3 separate regions of the Homo sapiens genome follow, and all the other regions are linked to region 1. The links are chromatin contacts, found by Hi-C or POLR2A ChIA-PET in ENCODE. All regions are on one chromosome and are shown on one strand. The core of a region is the stretch at or near the end of the contact, and the rest is flanking DNA. Distances in the headings are between cores, read along the strand shown.

What was found. Hi-C counts contacts between places; a loop is a spot of excess contacts on that map. ChIA-PET counts read pairs that join two places held with the same protein, here RNA polymerase II (POLR2A). Pooled maps may share reads with other maps.
Region 2: a loop to region 1 is called in a pooled map, with 7 times the contacts of the local background. The contact joins the promoter of MDM1 here to the promoter of DYRK2 in region 1. A Hi-C loop is called at or near these places in 13 of 50 pooled maps.
Region 3: a map of CD8-positive, alpha-beta T cell shows a loop between it and region 1 (2.5-fold over the local background). The contact joins the enhancer-like site here to the promoter of DYRK2 in region 1. A Hi-C loop is called at or near these places in 3 of 168 maps with a recorded cell type or tissue (CD8-positive, alpha-beta T cell and naive thymus-derived CD4-positive, alpha-beta T cell) and 10 of 50 pooled maps. POLR2A ChIA-PET finds 5 or more read pairs at or near these places in 2 of 52 experiments (CD4-positive, alpha-beta T cell and naive thymus-derived CD8-positive, alpha-beta T cell).

The regions. Positions count from the first base shown.
Region 1 is chr12:67,646,997-67,651,481 of GRCh38, forward strand. DYRK2 (dual specificity tyrosine phosphorylation regulated kinase 2) reads left to right here and starts at 1,749. Exons shown (of 3, transcript NM_006482.3): 1 at 1,749-2,186; 2 at 2,801-2,949. The coding sequence starts at 2,138. RefSeq lists silencers at 1,412-1,521, 1,622-1,921, 1,932-2,591, 2,752-3,141 and an enhancer at 4,222-4,271.
Region 2 is chr12:68,330,429-68,334,913 of GRCh38, forward strand. MDM1 (Mdm1 nuclear protein) reads right to left here and starts at 1,934. Exons shown (of 15, transcript NM_001354969.2): 1 at 1,800-1,934; 2 at 679-793. The coding sequence starts at 1,817. It overlaps LOC105369819 (a long non-coding RNA gene), which reads left to right and starts at 2,203. Exons shown (of 3, transcript XR_945057.3): 1 at 2,203-4,485. RefSeq lists an enhancer at 1,485-1,574 and a silencer at 1,875-2,134.
Region 3 is chr12:68,173,050-68,177,534 of GRCh38, forward strand. No RefSeq gene overlaps it. Among named protein-coding and RNA genes, the nearest start is that of IFNG, 16 kb to the left of the region's middle. RefSeq lists an enhancer at 2,859-2,918. Within about 2 kb of position 2,647, at least 6 of the 41 ENCODE cell types and tissues checked have a DNase peak (open chromatin) inside an H3K27ac peak, as active enhancers do; they include CD4-positive, alpha-beta T cell and CD8-positive, alpha-beta T cell, where a contact is called at or near this core.

The DNA.
Region 1 (4,485 bases), core at 499-2,998:
GGTTCTAGTGTCATCTCTGCTACTTAGTAGCCCTTTTCTTTTAGTCGATTCTAAACACTAAATATGCTTCCGCATGTGGATTTAAATGTGATGGTCGCCAGTGACAAGCATAGGGGGATATTTCTTGCTAGGGTCAGTTCAGGTCATGATTCCTCTAAAGGCATATTATTGGATTATTTTACTGTGGGTCTACTTTATTAGGAGAAGGCCCCGAAAGGGTGTTTTGTTTTGTTTTGTTTTGTTTTGTTTTGTTTGGAGGGACGTAATACTAGGGAAAATTCTTTTTGTCACAGGTTCCCTCTCCCAGTGACCCTAACTTGGAGGCCTCTTTAGGAGTCCCAGAGACTCTGAGAGGGTCACACTGTACCTTGAAACAGTTTTTGGCGTTTGTATAAAGCTGCGGATGCGCTCTGTAGGAGGTTGCTATGACAATTTGCAAACAGTAGAGTGGATGAAACTCCGCAGGAGGTGGCTCCCTTCCGACTGGAGTCTGCACTAGTTCGGGCCTGCACAGTAGGTCCAGCCAGGAGCCAGAGATACTCGGGCGGGGCAGAGCATAATGGACCCCTGGCCCCAAGAGAACTTCAGAAACTAGGCACCTCTCGAGAAGGAAGTGCATGGCATAACTCTGCCCCGTCATCCGGGATTTGTCGGGCTTTCCCACCCCACCTCCTCTCACAGTTGAAGTGGCAAAACCTGTGACCTTTGAACAGAGGCGCACTGTGTGCCACGCACGACGAGGCGCGGATGTGAGACGGGAAAGCAATTTTTTTTTGGTCTTCAAGGAAAAGAGAGGTTGTATATGGCGAATAAAAAAGGCAGGGAAATTCTCCACGTGTCTTGGAAGGGAAGGGGGAAAGAGATGTGTCGGGTGGGGTGAGAGGAATTCGAGGTGTCGCTCCCTCACCGCAGAGCTGAAAGGAAGGTGTGTCTCTCCCAGTGGCCGCGCAGGGGAAAGGCTCGGAGTTGTAAGGAAATAGGAGATGTCTCTGATGTTTATTTTTGCCTAGCAACCCACAGCCAACTGCTTCCCCAGCTGCCGTCCACACGCGCCTCTCTGCCTCCCCTTGTCCTAGCGACTGGCGAGCGGTCACTTGGTGTCAGTAAACCGGGGAGGGTGTGTGGTGGAGGTGGGAGGGCAGCCCCCTCTTTCGCCCCTGCTCAGGGTCAACGAGCTCAGCGGCCGCCCCTCCCGGGACTTGCCTCTCCGAGGTGACCCTCGCACAACTAAGTTATCTACATGATGAATTGGGGAGAGGGGAGTGGCTAAGTCGCTGGGACCAAGAATGGGGGGACGGGGAAGCAGTACTGTCTGTGAGCAGCCATTCAGTTCGAAGAGCTGAAAATGCATTTATGTTTAGGGGTGCGCATGGCAGGGGAGGGGTCTCTGCGGCGCTTTCGGCCGGAGGGCAGCAGCGGTAGGTTGAGCTGTAGGGCAGAGAAGGGGCGCCGCGGGGCCGGGGAGGGGAAAAGGTCGCCGGAGTGGAGCCGAGGGAAGCAGTGCAGATGGCCGGAGGGGGCGGAGGAGGGCGAGCGGAGGCCGCCGAGTTTTCCGGGGAGCGGAGGGGCGGCTGCGCGCAAACCGGGGGACTGAGAGGAGCCGGGCGGGAGGTTGGGTGGGGGTGGGGTGTGCGTGGCCGCGGCCGGGGGAGCCGGGGGCGGGGCCTGCGGCGGCGGAGGAGGGCGGCGGAGGGCGGCGGGGGCGGGGCCGCGCGCCGGCGCCTGTGTGTGAGTGCGCGGGGGCGCGCGCGCGCGGGCCCGGGAGAGGCTCCCGAGCCAGGCGGTCTTCGGTCCTCGCAGCGCTTCCAGCTCCCCGCGCCCCTATGTGAGGGAGACGGGGAGGCCCGCGGCGCGCAGGGGAGGGCGAGGCATGTGCACGGGCCGGAGGGTGCTGCAGCCGCCCGAGGAAGAGGAGGACGGCGGCGAGGAGGAGAGCGGGGGGCTCGCGGCGGCGGGCCCCGGCCGAGGGGATGCAGTGGACTGTGTGTGTCTGGCTGTAGCAGACGCGAGGCGGCGACGAGGCGCCGGGGACCCGCGCGAGGGGCGGCCGGGAGGCGGCGGCGGCGGCCGCCAGAAGTAGCAGCAGGACCGGCGGCGGCGACGGCAGCCCTGAAATGCATTTTCCTCTCCAGCGGCCATGTTAACCAGGAAACCTTCGGCCGCCGCTCCCGCCGCCTACCCGACCGGTAAGGAGGCCGTGCCGCCGCGCCGCATCCCCGGACCCCCGCCGGCCCTGGGCAGCCCCTGTGGCGCGGGCGGCCGCTGCCTGCGGGACCTCGAACAAAGTCGGCGGCGCGGCGCGGGGGAGCCCCCGGGCGGACGACGCGCCCCGGGCTCCATGCAGGGTTGTGCGCGGCCCCGAAGGCCCCTCCGCGGGGAGCCCTCGGCCCGAAGAGGCTTCTGCCTGCCGGGGGCCCGGGCGGGGACCGTCCAGGCCTGCCGCCCCGCCCTGCGCTGCCCGGGGCTTGGCGTGGCCGTGGCTCCCTGCTCAGCTGTCCAAACCCACCTCCCGGCTGCTGGCCGTCTGCAACGTGGGCCGCCTAGCCCCGGCGCGGCCCGGCTCCCCCGCCGGGTCGCGAACTCGCGCGCCAGGGCCCCACTTAACTTTGCAGCTGCCCGCGCCCCGCCCGTGGGTGTGCGCTGGGGAGCCGTGACCCGAACGCCCGTTTTTACTGCCCCGGTCTCTTCCTCCGTCTTTCTTTGGAAGAGGGTTGTCGCTGCCCAGCGGGGTTGGAGGGGGGGTCTGGGTGACTTTCTCCCCCCTGACCCTCTTTTGTCTCCTCCCGCACGTGGCTTCCAGGCCGAGGTGGGGACAGCGCCGTTCGTCAGCTTCAGGCTTCCCCGGGGCTCGGTGCAGGGGCCACCCGGAGCGGAGTGGGGACTGGCCCGCCCTCCCCCATCGCCCTGCCGCCTCTCCGGGCCAGCAACGCTGCCGCCGCAGCCCACACGGTGAGACCCAGCCCGCGGGCGGCCCGGGCGGTGGGGGCGGGAGGGGCCCCAGGCCGAAGCACCCGGACTTGGAGGGGTCTGACGCCGGGAGAAGAGGGGTCGAGATACAAGCAGCCCCACGCCTCGGGCCGATGGTCTCTCGTCGACGCCGCCCTGGTTAAGTTGGGCGAGCCCAAAGCTGCAGCCACAAAGGAAGATTCGTGGCGTGGGCCCCTTACTTCCCCTCCAGAGCTCGCCCACCCATGACCTCCTCTTCCTAGGAACTTCCTCCTTGCTGCTTTCCTTCTTTCCTCATTTTTCGTCCTTGCATCCCAGAGTTCCCTTCCCTGACCCGGTAAACATCTCTGTCCTTCCCCCACCTCCCCGTGGGTAGTGGGTATTTATAGAAACAGATACGTGTTAGGGGACAGCCAGACCGGCCTGCCCGGAAAATCGATCCCCCAAAGAGCCTCCCAGGCCTGGCTCCAGCCAGCAGGGAGCATCGCCAATTGTCCCCCGCGTGTGTAAGCATGTTTTATGAGTGCTACAGGTTTGAGCACAGCAGAAATTGTAATCAACATTAACAAAAATAAGGGCCGCCGCAGCAGTCAAAACAAGCCACCCCTGTAGGATTCTGCAGTTGGACATTATTCAAAAGGAAAGGGCAAGCGTTGCTTTGGAGGTGGGAAAGAAAAAGCACCTAACAGGTGCTGTGGTCTCTGGGAGGGGAGAGGCCAGCGTGGGACTGGTTGCTGGTGGCTGCGGAGACTGGCAAGCTGGATTCGACTAAAGCATGTACCTTTTCTCAGCTCCCAGGGATCACCCTTGGATGGTGATGGCCAGCCTGGAGGAGGTCTGCACTTGGAGGAGGTGATGGTTTGGAGGTCTTTTTTTCCCAATTGGATTTTCCACAGGAACAGCCTAAGATGGTTCTGTGTGAGGGAGGCTTGCTAGGGATTGGTTTTATTTGCTAAGTGAAAGTTGAGTTCTTGAAGAAAAGGCCATCTCCGGTCTACAGGGGAGTAGCTCTGGGGACATATGTTATGGGGAAACTTGTTTGTCAGAGAACTGTGAGGGGATGTCTAGACTGTAGTTGCACCTGTTAGACTTGGAGAGATGTGTGCAAGTTTCGTAGGAAAATGTTTTGTTGCTGTTACTATCTTCCCCCTCCCTCTGTCTGTCTCTCTATCCTGACACATCTGGTCCCAGGGGCTGGGAATTCATTGCACAGAGGTTAACTAACCTGTGTTGGACTGTGGATGGTATAGTAGGATGGATGATTCTGTATATTACTGTTAAGTGTTCTTGTCACAGTGATATTTAAGGGACTGCCATTGATTTTAGGGGTTTGGATTTTTTTGTTTGGGATCATCTGACAATTTGGAAAATATAATACCCAGTTTTTTGCTATGTGTTGATGTAATCACATGACATGGTGTGAGCTGGAAAAAGAACTATTTGGTTTGCATGTGGATTCCAATTTTGTAAGGATGGGCTTTGCTTGATCAGAGCCTCTTTGCAATTGAAATACATGTAATGAAAGTAGATGAAACGACA
Region 2 (4,485 bases), core at 684-3,183, 680 kb after region 1:
GCTATATGTCTACGTGTAAGTGTGCATTCATCTAAGGATATAAGTGATTAACTTCTTTTAATCTATAACTAAGGTCTGAGTCCTGAAGACCTTCTTCTGGAGCATCAGTAAATTTACTTAATCTAAATGGGTCTAGGTGCTGGGCTGATTACCCTTATCTTGTCTCCTGCTGAATCATGGAGGTTTGAGGAGTTCCTTCAGACCGCCAATAAATTTGTGGAGGCCTGGGGAGTTTCTTCAGACCCCCAGTAAAACTTGTTTAATCCTAAACGGATCCTGTTAAGAATTCCTTATTTTGTCATGCTTTATGGCCCAGGAAAGGCCTAGGCAATACTCTTGATGGGCTTTTGTGACATCCCAGCCTTTGTGTAAGGGCACTGGCTTTTTTTAGCTTTCAATATTTAACTTAACCGCTCAGTCAGTACCGAAACAGTTGTGATGGAGGCCTCCATTAGTGAAACCTGGCCTGCCACACTAGCTGCTGGGAATAGTCCTGGCTCATAGTAAACCTTCAATAAATACTTGATTAATAAATGAATAAATCAACCAGGCCAACTGAACTTTTAATATATCATTTGGTAAACTTAGCCCAAGGTTTACTTAGCCCAAGTTATAACGGCTTGGCCCAAGTTATAAACTTAGCCCAGGTTAGAATGGCTATTAGCCTGCTCAACTTACCTAATTGATCTGATCTAAGTCCAGCCCATGGGTACTTTCGCCCCACGGAGGAATTACAAGACTCGGACAAATAAGACTTTTTCCACAGGAAGTTCCTCTGGTATTCACTCAGCCCCTGTAATGCAAAGTACACTTTTGAGTACAGTCCAATTAATGAATGATGTTTTAAAGCAGACATCGGTGAAAAATAATTTCTGAACCTCCCAAAAGAGACTTAAGACTGAAAATTAAACACAGACGAGCTCCTTAATAAGAGCTAATATTCACCCAGCCCTGTGCTAAGCAGTTCACACGTGTTATATCCTTTAATCCACAACACCACTTGAGGCAGATGCTACCAGGAATTCCAGGCTCAGAGGTTACCCTTTCACTGATTATCTGATTCCAAAGCATGAGTTCTTGTCGGATAACTAATGACAATCTAAATTCTCATCATTCTAGATTTATCGCAGGTTTTCACCGAGTACACAATATTATGTACCATGCCTAGGACCTTTTGCTATTTGATAAAGTCAACAAAAGGCAAACTCCCCTTCCATTCTGAATACACGCCTTTAAGATAAATGAGTCAGGAGATGTGGGACGCTGTGGCCACCTGTGAAGTTGCAGGGTGCTAGTCCCTGACAGCTACCAGCTACCTGGAACTTTTAACATACGCTAAGAATGCACAACGATGAAAAACGTGTATTTCTTTATACGCTGTCTTTACTAAGAACCCATTTCTCAAGCCTTTAAAAGCCACATACACTAAAGTTTTAAAGGTAATGGGGGTTAAATGCTAAGCTAAATGGGCCACAGGTGTCCCAATCTGAAGTCGCCTTTAGTTCTCTTCGCAAAGGGACCTCCTCCCATCTCCACTCCTCTTGAGTCCCCCTAAGTAAATGTGTCTCGCACCATCTGACTCTTCGACACACTGCAGCTTGCAAATGTGAGTGAGCGGAGAGGGAACTAGGTTAAGAGGCGGCGGGCAGATTCTGGGGCCCCTCGAGCAGGCCCTGGGGCTGGCAGCTTCCGCCGGGCAGAGGGCTGCAGCGCAGAAAAGCAGCGTGACCTCGGCGCTCCACACCTCCCCGGCCATGGCTCCCCCCAGCCACATTCCGGCCCGGGGACCCCAGCCTCACCTTGAAGCGCACCGGCATGTCGCCCGGCGCCGGAGCCCCCGCTACTCCGACAGTTAACTGGAGAAAAAGCTCCGAGGGGGCGGGGCGATAACAGTGTTCCCTAGCAAAGCCTCGGCCCGGCGTCCCCGACTACGCGCCGGCGCACTCCGCGCTTCCCGCCTAGAGGCCTGTCGGTCTGTTTTTCCCCGCCCTTTTTGGAGCCTAGGGACCAATAGAGACTCGCAGAGTGCCTTACCTCCATTAGGATTTGACCAATGAGTGGCCGAAAGGGAGCCGCCTACCTCCCTTGCCAAATCCCTGGGGCTGATAGAGATGGCGGGCGGAAGGCCGGCCAATAAGGCTCCCGGAACCGGGCTGGGCGGGACCCCGGGGGTGCCTTCCTGGGTTGGGTGGACCGGTCCCTGGTTCGCCGGGTCCTGCGCAGCAATGCGTCTGCTTGCTGGTGGAATTCGCCAGCCGCCAGCCTCGCTGGCCCAGGTGCTTGACAGCATCAAAGGTCAAAGTGTGTTCTTCATGCTAACATCTATGAGAAAACCGAACGCTTCTTTTTCTGAAAGTGCTCAGATTTATTCTGCTGAATATCGGTTCGTACAAACGACAGCCGCATTACAGTTTATTGTCACATCAAAAGGGAAAGGCCAAAAAAATATATAACTTAGGCAAGATTTTTGAAACTTTATTGAAACTCGAAAGACAAACTGCTGTCTCTTCCTCCAGTGATGTTCTTCCTCCTTCAATCTCTACCTTCCCCAAAATGATGTACATACAGCCCTTAGATGAGAAAACGTTTATTGAAGATGGTTGTCTCAACTTCCAAACCTTCAGCCTTGTCTCTCCGCTCAACCTTTTTTTAAAAATAAAACTTCATCTGATTTTAATCGACTATTGCCATCATCGTCGATAAATGTTTCTTGACAGAATACTGCTGATTCTGAGAATTGGGAAAGAAAGAAATTGTCCAGATAGTTCTCTGATATACTTGGGAAGGACATACATCTTTATTTATTTATTTATTCATTATTTATTCAATAATGGTGTAATGTGACATGTGCTAAATTTCTAAATGAAAGGTGTCAATAATAAGGGCTACAGGATCTGGGAGCAGGGAGTCATTTCGGACGGCAGAAGATGCGTCAGGAGGAAATATTCAGACTGAAAGGACTGCAATAAGTAAAAAGTGGGACGATGAAAGGGCAGATGTCTGAATGGAATGCTGCCAGGCTTCTTCCAGGAACAACAAATGAGTGCCTTTTACATTTGTCATGTGTTGACTGAATAAAAGTATACCACTCTTAAACTTTCAAATATCAACACCAATCCTTGATGCTTCCCTTTAAGCATTTTCCGCAAAAGCTGTCTTCCTGAATCCTGATTGATGTCTTTGTTCTTCATCATCATCGAGATACTTAAAAATCATTTGAAGAAGCCACCTGATATCTGGAACAAAGAGCATATTAAATTAGTCCCAATGCAGCCATGCATCCAGGGGGCCCTTGATTAATGTTAATTGGTGATGACAGCATCTCTGTCGTGTAAATTAAGAATGGCACAAACAAGACACAGTGGAACATAGAACAAAAGTCATCTGCAGGAAGGCAGCCCATCTTACAGAGTAAGAAAGGCACAACTTTGGTTGTGCACACAGCTTTGTTACCACAAAATGCTAAGGTGAGATCAGCAAAAGCAAGTGTGTAGAATGTAGCCTGCCTGCTAAACAAGCGCAATGATCACTGCAGAAGAGCTCTGCTGAGCAGGGAGTAAATGACAGGAAAACCAAACAGCAGATTGTAAAAATAACTCAGTCACATCCCAGGCTTGCTAGAGAAGTATCATAAAGACTTAAGGAAGAAGATTTTACTTTGCTATTGTTAAACAAAAGCCTACCCAAGTTTAAGAGGCAAAGATATAGGAATGGGAAAAAAAAAAGTGACTACCTTAGTAAATGAGTTTTGTAGCCTGTGTTTTACCAGCTCTTATCTTCTCTGCTACTGCAGGAAACAGTACCCAGTACCCTACAAAGCTCCACCCATGTTTTGGGGAGTCCCTAGGAGGTATTTCACATGTGCTCGCAGCAACCACATAGCGTATGCCGGGCAGCACTGCCCCTTGTTCCAATAGCCATGCATCTGTAGGTGTCACTCTTGCTGCTGGCTATCACAGCCACTTTAGCTTGGTACTGAGTCTTCACTGGGCACAGCAACTGGGTACAGCCACTCCTCAAACTGCCTGGCATTGGTGGTAATCTATGGCAAAGCACCTCTCCTTTTTGCGTTACCCTCTTTGAAGTGAGTAACACTATGTCTTAGAGAGCCTTCTTTTCATTTGTGTTTTAGCCTTTCTCATCGCCAAAGGGCTCAAAATGAAGTCCGTGGAGTCTAAGCCAAAAAGTAATTCCTCAAGTGACAGATCTCATGCTATGCTTCTCTCTTCCACTAGCTAAGGCCCTCTTACTGGGACAGTGGTATCACACCTGGCTCACTCTTCCCTTTGTTGATTTCTCTATTTCTCATAGGAATAGATTTCTGTCTATTGCTCGTGAGAGACTGAATTTGCACAACCTATATGAAGGGCATTTTGGCAATTTGATCCAGGAGTTCCTCTTCTATAAATTTATCTTACAGATAGACTCACACATATGTGAAAAAAAATATTCATTTAAAGTTGTTTAATGTACTGTTTCTAGTTA
Region 3 (4,485 bases), core at 1,397-3,896, 530 kb after region 1:
ATTCAAGGCTGCACTGAGCTGTGATCACGTCATTGTGCTCCAGCCTGGGCAACAGCCTAAGCAACTCTGTCTCTAAAATATATACATGTATTACATATAAAGTAAATTCTTGGCTGGGCGCAGTGGCTCACGCCTGTAATCCCAGCACTTTGGGAGGCCAAGGCAGGCGAATCACGAGGTCAGGAGTCCGAGACCAGCCTGGCCAACATAGTGAAACCCCGTCTCTACTAAAAGTACAAAAAATTAGCTGGACATGGTGGCAGGCACCCGTAATCCCAACTACTCAGGAGAATGAGGCAAGAGATTCACTTGAACCCAGGAGGCAGAGGTTGCAGTGAGCCGAGATCACGGCACTGCACTCCAGCCCAGGCAATAATGTGAGACTCTGTCTCAAAAAAAAAAAAAAAAGTAAATTCTTAAATTTACTTTAATGGCTTTAGAGCAAACACCGTCACTGCCTACTCAGACTTACATTGCCCAAAAACCTATTCCTTTCATGTTTATAATACTTCCTTGTTGGGATTGCCTTCTTAAGACTTTTTAAATTTGAAAAACCTATAAAGCCACTGTTTATTTGCTATTTATCAAACTTTAATTTGGGTTTTTTGTTTTGTTTTGTTTTGTTTTTTGCATTCTGATGTTTTTTTTTTCTTTTTTGTTTTAATTTATTTGCTTGCATGATTATTTTAGCTATAATTTTAGCTATCATTTCCCTAATTCCAAAAGAATTTGTGGTAACTGGCATTTAAAGGTTTTTTCCTAATCTTTTAACTTAGAAAGGCAATGGGTATCATAAAGCTAAGTAAGAAAGCTAAAGTTCTTATCTCTTTTCTTCTTCAAAGAGGGTAGCTTCTTTTAGATTGCAGCACAGAATTTTTTTTTTTTTAACTTCAGGCAACTCTAAACATGTGTCAGTTTCTTTAATTAAGATTTGGCATCCCCAACCATCTCATCTGACAAGAACAAGCAAGGGGGAACATATTCCCTATTTAACAAATGGTGCTGGGAGAATAGGCTAGCCATATGCAGAAAATTGAAACTGGACCCTTCCTTAAACCTTATACAAAAATTAACTCAAGATGGATAAAAGACTTAAATGTGAAACCCAAAACTATAAAAACCCTAGAAGAAAATCCAGGCAATGCCATTCAGAAGATAGGCATGGACAAAGATTTTATGACAAAAACACCAAAAGCAATTGCAACATAAGCAAAAATTGACAAATGGGATCTAATTAAAATAAAGAGCTTCTGCACAGCAAAAGAAACTATCATCAGAGTGAACAGACATCCTATAGAATGAGAGAAAATTTTTGCAATCTAGCCATCTGATAAAGGTCTGATATCCAGAGTCTACAAAGAAGTTAAACAAATTTACATTAAAAAAAAACTCAACCCCATTAAAAAGTAGGCAAAGGATATGAACAGACACTTCTCAAAAGAAGACATGCATGCAGCCAACAAACATGAAAAAAGCTCAACATTACTGGTCATTAGAGAAACGTAAATCAAAATAATAATCAGATACCATCTCATACCGGTCAGAATGGTGATTATTAAAAAGTCAAGAAAAAATGATGCTGGTGAGGTTGCAGAGAAAAAGGAATGCTTTTAGATGGTTAGTGGGAATGTAAATTAGTTCAACCATTGTGGAAGACAGTGTAGCAATTCCTCAAAGATTTAGAAACAGAAATACCATTTGAACCAGCAATCCCATTATTGGGTGTATACCCAAAGGAATATAAATCGTTCTATTATAAAAACACATGCACACATATGTTCATTGTAGCACTATTCAAAATAACAAAGACATGGAATCAACCCACATGCCCATCAATGATAGACTGGATAAAGAAAATGTGGTATAAATATACACCATGGAATACTATGCAGCCATAAAAAGGAATGAGATCATGTCCTTTGCAAGAACATGGATGGAACTGTAAGCTGTTATCCTCAGCAAACTAACACAGGAGCAGAAAACCAAACACCACATGTTCTCACTCACAAGTGGAAGCTGAACGATGAGATCACATGGACACATGGGGGGAACAATACGCACTGAGGCCTGTTGGGGAAGTGGGGTGAGGAAGAGCATCAGGAAGAATAGCAAATGGATGCTGGGCTTAATATCTAGGTGATGGGTTGATCTGTGCAGCAAATCAGCATAGCACACATTTACCTATGTAACAAACCTGTACATCCTGTGCGTGTACCCCAGAACTTAAAATAAAAATTGATGGAATAAAAAAGATTAGGCATCCCAAAACTTAATGATATATAACTTGTCCTATTTGAAAATTAGAAACATCATTTGCTAATTAGAATCATAGATCATGACTTATATGCTGGTCATATTTATGGTTGCATTAGGAATCCTATCAACCACAAAAAAAGTATGCCCTGCACTCTGTCTTTTTTTTCCTAAAAAGAAAAATAAAGCCAATCACAAGAGGGAAAATCTAAATGACATTTCACAAAGTGTTCAATCTATGCTTCCATTAGGAAAGTGAAAGAACCCAAGAATGGGAAATATTTCTTGTCACCCCAGGTGAATTTGAAGAAGTATTTTTCTGGTTGGCTTTTTCAGCAAGACTAACAACATTCTGTTCTATTGGCCTGTGGTCAGGGGTTTCCCCCAAGGTGCCTTCCATCTCTCGGCAAAGAGCAGTAACTTGGTGGGTTGTTTTCTTCTTAGTCACCTGATAGGATTTCCCAGGACAGAGGTGTCAAGCCAATTCTGACCTAACTTCCCATGTCCTTCCTGTGGGTCACCCTGAGAAAAAAGGAAATCGCTCTTCTCCCCCACCTGGTGCTGATGTCATTCCTCTCTTCAGCCCAGCGTCTCAATGCACTCAGGGACGCTTCTGCCTCTGCAAAGAGCAAAGGCTTCAAGTGATGGCCTTGCATGGTAGCATTCTCTATCACAGAGTCAGGAAGCTCTTAGACTTCCTTTTATTTGAAGAACTGCAAGGAAACCACCTGCAGAGCTCCCAAGACCTCAAGAGTTTGTTTTGCACCTTCGCTCTTCTGAGGTAATCACACCTGCTGCCACAGCTTCAATAGCTGAAGCCAAGGAGTAAAAATTGCACCAACATCTATAAATCCATATGAAGCTGAGTGGTCTGAATAACCTTACCAGATGTTTTTCTCATAGAAGAAAAAAAGTCCAAGTTATCCTCATGTGCTTTTCTTCCTCACTAGGTTTTAAGGTCCTAGAGAGTATACACTGCCTCTTAGTCTTCTTCATCTATCTCAAAGTGCCTGGCTGAGTGCTTTACATGAAGTATCCAATAATTCTTGACCATCAGACCTGGGGGGTGGAACCAGCAGGGCCATTTAGCCAGGGCTGCAAGCCCAAACAGATCTCTATTCTTCAGCTGCAAGTTAGTGCCCAAGCCACATAGGGAATAGGATGATACCTCATTACACATGCTGATGTTAGCTTTAAACTATGCCTGCCCTCTGTTTTCCTAAAAGCTGTGTTACTGCCAATCTCAAAAGCTGCTGTTCATAGTCATTCACTGTTGGACATTAATGACAAATCACTTTCATGAACTGACATCCATTTAAAGGGATTTTTTAAAAATGTGTTTATCTCATAACTGCTCCTGTTTATATGAGGATCCTGTCTTCTTTGAGATTATAATGACAACAAATGTTATTCGTTTTCTGCACTATTCATATAAACAACATAACTGGGCATAATACTTTCATGATATCATGTCATTACTAATAAATCACCTTTTTAAAACATCTCTATGATAGTATCATGGTTAACAAACAGCACAGACAAAGGAGCAAGACTGAGTTTGAGTCCAGGCTCCATCTTTTACCAGCTGTGTAAACTGTGTGAATCTAGGCAAGCTCCTTAAAGTCTCTGGACTCTACTTCACAGGTTTTTTGTGGGATTCAAATGAGTTATATGTGCAGCTCTTGGAATAATACTTGGCATATAGCAAGCACAATGTGTGCTCATCATTTTTATTTCCATTTTATGGGTTTTTTTCCCTTGTAACCTGATTTAGAAGTTGTATTTGTACATTTCTTCATGTTTAACGTATTTGTTCAGGTTAAATTGAAATATTTTACATATAGAAACTGAGGTTGGGTTACCTCAGAAACAGAGCTTGAGACAAGGATTTTTTTTTTTTTTTTTTTTTTTTGGTGGTGATTCTAGGAAGCACCAGTAGAAAAGAGGCAAAGAGATTCAGGGAAGGGAAGGAAGTCAGTTCAGGGTGGTTCCCAAAGGGAGCTACTGTAGTCAACTGAGACTCAGCCCACTATAGACCTCTGGGTGATGGTGTAGCCCATACCCCAAAGTTATCCTGCCCAAGGGACGAAGAAGTTGGGGTATCTATCCTGCGACTATCTTTAGCACTGTCTGAGCACTGCTCCCAGGGCATTAAACCCCTAGCTCTTCCAGTCTTCCTCATGTGAAAATAGAAAGAAGCCCTTAGGCCAAGAATAGTGAACTGTTACAGTC